2 separate regions of the Homo sapiens genome follow, and region 1 is linked to region 2. The links are chromatin contacts, found by Hi-C or POLR2A ChIA-PET in ENCODE. All regions are on one chromosome and are shown on one strand. The core of a region is the stretch at or near the end of the contact, and the rest is flanking DNA. Distances in the headings are between cores, read along the strand shown.

Region 1 (3,121 bases), core at 123-2,622, 260 kb before region 2:
CTTGGAAAGGTCCACCAGAGTGTTGGCTTGGTCACTCAGCTTCCTCTGTTCCATCTTGACGCTCCTCAACCTGTGGGGAAGAATGGTAACAGGCAAGCCCTTCAAGTCCATGCAAAGGTTTAGCCCCACCAGCAGATCCTCCAGCCCTACCACTGCCTCTGATTTTGGAACCCAGCATGGGGACCGTGAACCTGGGGAACAACTGAGGCTTTTACTTTCCAGGGGCTTGTCACATCCCCCCAGAAAGCAAACTCTTGTCTCCACGCATGCTCACCTTCAGTCACTGGTTTCTTGCTATTCCCAGATCATTTCCCTGCCTCTATGCCTGGGCTGCACCTTCCATGTTGAGTGCCTTATTCTCAACTTTTCAGGGATTCCCCAAACCTCTCCATCAGAATGAATGTTTTCATCCTTTGCTTTTCCACTATACTTTTAAAAACTCCTCCATCACAGAAAGCATCAGCCACGGTTTGTTTTGATTTGAGTTGCAATGCATGGTGTGTGTGATGTGTGGTGTGTGCGGGGTGTGTGTGTGTGTGGTGTTTGTGTGTGGTGTGTATGGTGTGTGTGATGTGTGGTGTGTGCGGGGTGTGTGTGTGTGTGGTGTTTGTGTGTGGTGTTTGTGTGTGGTGTGTATGGTGTGTGTGATGTGGTGTGTGTGGGTTGTGTGTGTGGTGTTTGTGTGTGGTATGTATGGTGTGTGTGATGTGTGGTGTGTGGTGTGTGTGTGGTGTGTGTGTCGTATGTGGTGTGCATGGTGTGTGTGGGGTGTGTGCGGTGTGTATGGTGTGTGTGATGTGTGGTATGTGGTGTGTGTGGTGTGTGGTGTGTATGGTGTGTGTGTGGTTTGTGTGAGGTGTGTGTGTGTGGTGTTTGTGTGTGGTGTGTATGGTGTGTGTATGGTTTGTGTGAGGTGTGTGTGGGGTGTGTGTGTGTGGTGTTTGTGTGTGGTGTGTGGGATGTGTGGTGTGTGGGGGGTGTGTGTGTGGTGTTTGTGTGTGGTGTGTATGGTGTGTGTGTGGTTTGTGTGAGGTGTGTGTGGGGTGTGTGTGTGTGGTGTTTGTGTGTGGTGTGTGTGGGGTGTGTGTGTGTGGTGTGTGTGTGGTGTGTGTGTGTGGTGTGTATGGTGTGTGTGATGTGTGGTGTGTGGTGTGTGTGTGTGTGTGTGTGTGTGTGTGTGTGTGTAGAATGTGAAAGCTCTTAGAGGTTCTTACTCTAGTTTTTACCTTCCATAGCAGCCTGCCCAATTCCTGGCATGTGGCTGGTGCAGTCAGTGAGTGATCAGACCCAGTTCACCACTCCACTTGTTGAGTGGAACAGAATGGATTTCTTCTGTGCTACTGACAGAGTTGTAGGAGTCCCGCCACTCCCAGTCTGGTCATCTGATGGCTGAACCGCTCTGGCATACTCACTGGTGGATAGCTTGGAGGAACTTCCTCTGGTGTTTCCTCACTTTGGCATGGTCAATCTTCTTTAGCAGCTTTGTGTGTTTATAGATTAACCATGTTTCCCGAAGGACATTGGCTGCAGCATTCTTGATCTAAGGAAGAATAAATAAAGTAGGCTGCTATCAGGTTCATTTTCTTAGGTTCATTTTTGTGGTTGCTACTGTAGTCTACCTCATAAGGAAACGATTTTGCAATGATCTATTTTCTTAACCAAAATCACGGAACTCCTAGAAAAGATGATTAAGGCCGGGCACGGTGGCTCCCGCCTGTAATCTCAGAACTTTGGGAGGCCGAGGCGGGTGGATCACCTGAGGTCAGGAGTTCGAGACCAGCCTGGACAACATGGTGAAACCCGTCTCTACAAAAAATACAAACTTAGCCAGGTATGGTGGCACATGCCTGTAGTACCAGCTACTTTGGAGACTGAGGCAAGAGAATCGCTTGAACCTGGGAGGCAGAGGTTGCTGTGAGCTGAGATCACGCCATACTCCAGCCTTGGCAACAAGAGTGAAACTCCATCTCAAAAAAAAAAAAAAAAAGGAAAAAAAAAGGTGATTAAAATTCATCTGTTCTTAATCTTGTGTTGGACACTGCAGACCAGAGCTTGAAGTTGGAGGGTCTTTCTTTCTTTCTTTCTCTTTCTTTCTTCCTTTCTTTCTTTCTTTTTCTTTCTTTCTCTCTTTCTTTCTCCTTCCTTCCTTCCTTCTTTCTTTCTTCCTTCTTGATTATTTCAATACTATCTCTTGACTGCTGTTGCTGATGCTATATTTAGACAGGCTGCATGAGCGAGACCTTGAGTCCCGGGGTCCCCTTGGAAAATAGCTAGCGATATACCATTGCTGCCCTTACATGCAGACTTCCGAGCTTTGCCTGAGATTGCCACTTCGTGTATACGGTACATTGCTTGGGTTCAGAGAGTAAACAGATTTCCTATCAGCTGGAGATTTTAAAAGACTTCTTTGAGAAAATGTCTTTCCCACTGATTGGAACTATAGGTACCAACGAGCCCATTGTCTCCTTTCCCAAATGGCCAAAAACATTTGCACTGCAATTGTACATGTAAATGTAATTGGCACAAAAAAGAAATAATTTCAGAGCAATGTCTGAAAATCAGTGAAGATATTTAGGTGTGAAACCAGAGCTTCCTCTTCCCCAGGGCTGGCTCCTTCACTGTGCACTGCAATCACACGTTTCAACATATGACGCTGTCATCCATTGACATGGAAACCACTGATATCACCAGGCTCATGACTGAGCTGAGACATATCAATGGCATCCAGATGGCAGGGGACAAAGTTTTAATCCAAACACAGACATCTTCAGCAATTAGTAACAAGAGCAACAGAAAACATTCCTTATTAAGCACATGCTAAGCAGATTTTTGATTAACCATCCCCATTTCTGTCAGCCATGCAGACTGGCATGTGTCCACAGGCCTGGGGCCTGGAAATAAGTAGGCCAGCCTAATAGAAATCAGGTTACTAGCCAGAAAGGATTTTAATAAAATTAGAGAATATAGACCTGCTTCTTCAGACTGACATCAACAGATGGGATGTTGTTAAAATACTGAGATGTGTGGGAAGCCTAGGAAACATTGTTTTGCAGGCTGATAACTTTTGTGTGTGTATGTTTTAAAAATTTATTACTAAGGCTGGATTATATTTTTCATTGGC
Region 2 (3,313 bases), core at 681-3,180:
CTGGGAGGAGGGGACAGGGGCGGGAAGTGGCAGGAAATGGCGAAAGCCTCAGGAATGTTTCCAGCAGGGAAGGCTGGGCAAACGGGGCCAGGAGGAATGCCCAGACAAGAACTCTGGTTAGGGGGAGGGGAAGAGACAGAGAAGTAGCGACTGAACTGTCCCTTAAAAAAAAAAAAATCAAACAACAAAAAGAGCACTATTATCTACCCCCACTCCAAACTACCGTTCTTCTGGTAGTAGAAAACTTTTGCTCATGTCACACCCACATGCCACACACCAACAAATCCATGGTCTTATCCACTTATGTCTAGGAAGGCCTAGAGCTACTTCTGGGATGAGGTTGGTCCTGGGAAGGGAAAGCCAGGAAGTGAGGCTGGGAGTCTGAGGGCAAGTCTCTCTCTCCCTCTCGTGCCAAACCCCACGTTCAGCCCTTTCAAATAGTTCTACCCTTGGAGGAGGTTAAGAAAGAGGAAAACGGGGACGGGCGCAGTGGCTAACGCCTGTAATCCTAACACTTAAGGAGGCTGATAAGGGTGGAGCACCTGAGGTCAGGAGTTCGAGGCTAGCCTAGCCAACATGGGGAAACCCCGTCTCTACTAAAAATACAAAAATTAGCCGGGCGTGGTGGTGGGCGCCTGTAATCCCAGCTACTCAGGAGGCTGAGGCAGGAGAATCACTTGAACTCAGGAGGCGGAGGTTGCAGTGAGCCGAGATCGCACCATTGCACTCCAGCCTGGACGATAAGAGCGAAACTCCGTCTTAAAAAAAAAAAAAAAAAAAAAAAAGATAGAAAGGAAAACGGAAAACGGCTGCCTTTAATCTCACTCCTTACAGCCAGAGATGGGAACTTTGACTTCCCACCTGGGGGAGCACGAGAGTGCTCGGAAAACTGATCCCAAGGCCCAAAAAGAGAAAGGACAGGAAAATATAAGCAGGTGGAGTTTCAGGGATTGACGACAAGGCTTTTCAGCTGATGACCCAGGTCCCACAAAGATAAAGCTCCTAAGGGGGCGTGGTCCCCTAAGGACGCGAACTTCAGACTTCTGGGCGGGGAGGCTTTCTGGACAGTCAGACGTGGATTACGGAGGGGGCGTGGCTTCGGAGGGGCGGAGCTTCAACAAATTCGAATCGTTCTTTGAAGAGCAGGGTTTTGCCCTTTTGGGAGATAGGCCTTTTGACAGGAGTTAGCCGAGGATCGTTGCTAGGAGGCGGAGTTTCGGAGAATGGAAGGAGTAACGAAGGGTTTCTCGTAGTAGGGCTTGGAACGTGTCGGGGGGTGGGGACTTCCAGAAAAACTGGGCGACAGGGTGGGGTCGGAGACAAAAAATAAAAATCAAGTCGGGGTTCGGGGGAGCCCCCTGAAGTTGGGAGGTGGGACTTCCGGGGAGAGGGGTCTCAGGGGCGGGACTTATAAATGAAGACCGGAAGTGGGGTCCCGGGAGAGGGGTTCCGGGGTGAAAGAGTGAGTCACCTAAGGAGAAAAAAGTCAAGACTCACCAGGGCCTCATGGAGTCTCCGCACCGCACCGCGGGCCGATTTGGTGCCGGATCACGCCACTGCCAGCTTAGGTTACCGCTCCAACTTTCTCCCCGGGCCCTGCCTCCCTGGAGAAACTTTATTACACTCACTTCCGGCCTCACTAACCCCTGACCCTCTACCTCAGGGTCCCTCCTTCACGCTTCCCACTTTCCCGAGTTAGCCAATGGCAGCGCGAGATCGCGCACAAAGGCAGTGGTGGCCAATAAGACGCCTACTTTTGACCCACGCTCGTTCTTGAGAAGCGTGAGAACTGCCCTCCAATAAGGATCCGAAGAGAAGTAAATCTAAGCCAATCGGAGGCTTGAAAGTAGAGGTGTCCCGCCTCGAGCCAAACGGACCAATAGGAAGTGCGGGCGGCGTGTTTGAAAGCGAGGCCAAAGTGGGTGGGAGCGCGTGCTGTTGGGAGTTGCTTGGAGGTTGGCGGCGCGGGGCTGAAGGCTAGCAAACCGAGCGATCATGTCGCACAAACAAATTTACTATTCGGACAAATACGACGACGAGGAGTTTGAGTATCGGTTAGTGCTGGCGCGGGAGCAATAGCGAGGGTCGTGAGCTTTGGCCGCTGAGGGCACAAGGAATTAGTAACAGGAACTGAGGCGATAGAATTGGCGCATGCGTACGAGGTGCGAACGGGCAATGGTGTGATATTGTGGAAGGCGTAAGGCGCATGCGCGGAGGTGGGAGGCGCTCGTAAAACAAAGTGGTTGCGAATTTGGAGTCGCCTCTCAGTAGAGAGGAGAGAGGGGTGGGCGTGGTTAGGGTACTGACCACCCTCACCCATGAGGCTTTCTGGATCATTCTCTGAACTTTATCGGGCAAACTTAACTTGCCTTGTAGAGACTGTTTCACAGTAATCTTGTCGAATCCAGTGGGAGAACGTAGCAAAAGCGGAGCTGGAAGTTTCCTGGCGTCCCTAACAGGAGAGTAGCGCTGAGAGAGTTGAATATTGCTTATTAACTCGTGAAAAAGACAAGGGGCGTGGTTGTCTGGCTTGTGTAAGGAAGGGGATCGCTTGGGACTGCAATGGAATAAAACTGGCTAGGAGCATTGAGAAAATACTTAATATGGGTCTAATAGATGCCCTTTAAATATCAAAGGGAACAGTTACGGAATACTTAACAGGTTTCAGGTGTTCTGCTAAAGTGCAAGGATAACACATGGTCTCTGCTGTTCACAAATTTAAAAATCTGTGGGTGGTACCGACAGACACCAGAAAGGTGACACACGCTATGCAAGGAGCCATTACAGGGTGTGATGGGAGCACACAAGACTTGCTAAGGAGAGGGAACTGGCGACCCGAAGGCTGCGGCTTCCTAGCTGTGAGCGGGGGTTGAGGTGGGGCTAGAAAGTCAGTCCCCTACTTTTGCTAACTCCAGGACGCTCCCCCATCCCACGCTTCGAGAACGCCCCCCGCCCCGCCACCGCCTTGGAGGCTGACCTCTTACTTTCGGTCGGTCTTCTTCCCTGGGCTTGGTTTGGGGGCGGGGGAGTGTCCTAAGGGCCAATTCAGCGTGATGTCTCTTTCACCACCATTGAAAACGAAACCAGTAGTAAACTACGCGTGTTTTCATTTATATGTCGGAGATAAAAACACAGGGACAGAAAGAGGGGAACAACAGACATTGGGGCCTGCTTGAGGGAGGAGGGTGGGAGGAGGTAGAGGTTCAGGAAAAAAAAAAACTGTCGGGTACTATGCTTAGTACCTGGGTGATGAAATAACCTGTACACCGAACCCCCGAGTCAGGATTTTACCTATATAACAAACCTGCACATG

Evidence for each region. A loop is a pair of places that touch in the nucleus more often than their neighbours do. ChIA-PET counts read pairs that join two places held with the same protein, here RNA polymerase II (POLR2A). Pooled maps may share reads with other maps.
Region 1: a pooled map shows a loop between it and region 2 (4-fold over the local background). The contact joins the enhancer-like site here to the promoter of CKS1B in region 2. A Hi-C loop is called at or near these places in 1 of 50 pooled maps. POLR2A ChIA-PET finds 5 or more read pairs at or near these places in 3 of 52 experiments (H1, K562 and activated CD4-positive, alpha-beta T cell).

The regions. Positions count from the first base shown.
Region 1 is chr1:154,713,464-154,716,584 of GRCh38, forward strand. It overlaps KCNN3 (potassium calcium-activated channel subfamily N member 3), which reads right to left. Exons shown (of 8, transcript NM_002249.6): 6 at 1,413-1,540; 7 at 1-70. Among named protein-coding and RNA genes, the nearest start is that of ADAR, 110 kb to the left of the region's middle. Within about 2 kb of position 1,373, at least 3 of the 41 ENCODE cell types and tissues checked have a DNase peak (open chromatin) inside an H3K27ac peak, as active enhancers do.
Region 2 is chr1:154,972,751-154,976,063 of GRCh38, forward strand. CKS1B (CDC28 protein kinase regulatory subunit 1B) reads left to right here and starts at 1,931. Exons shown (of 3, transcript NM_001826.3): 1 at 1,931-2,054. The coding sequence starts at 1,996. MIR4258 (microRNA 4258) reads left to right here and starts at 2,943; the gene lies at 2,943-3,033. It also overlaps a transcript of SHC1 not described here. RefSeq lists enhancers at 1,427-1,576, 2,027-2,176, 2,277-2,336 and a silencer at 1,667-1,756.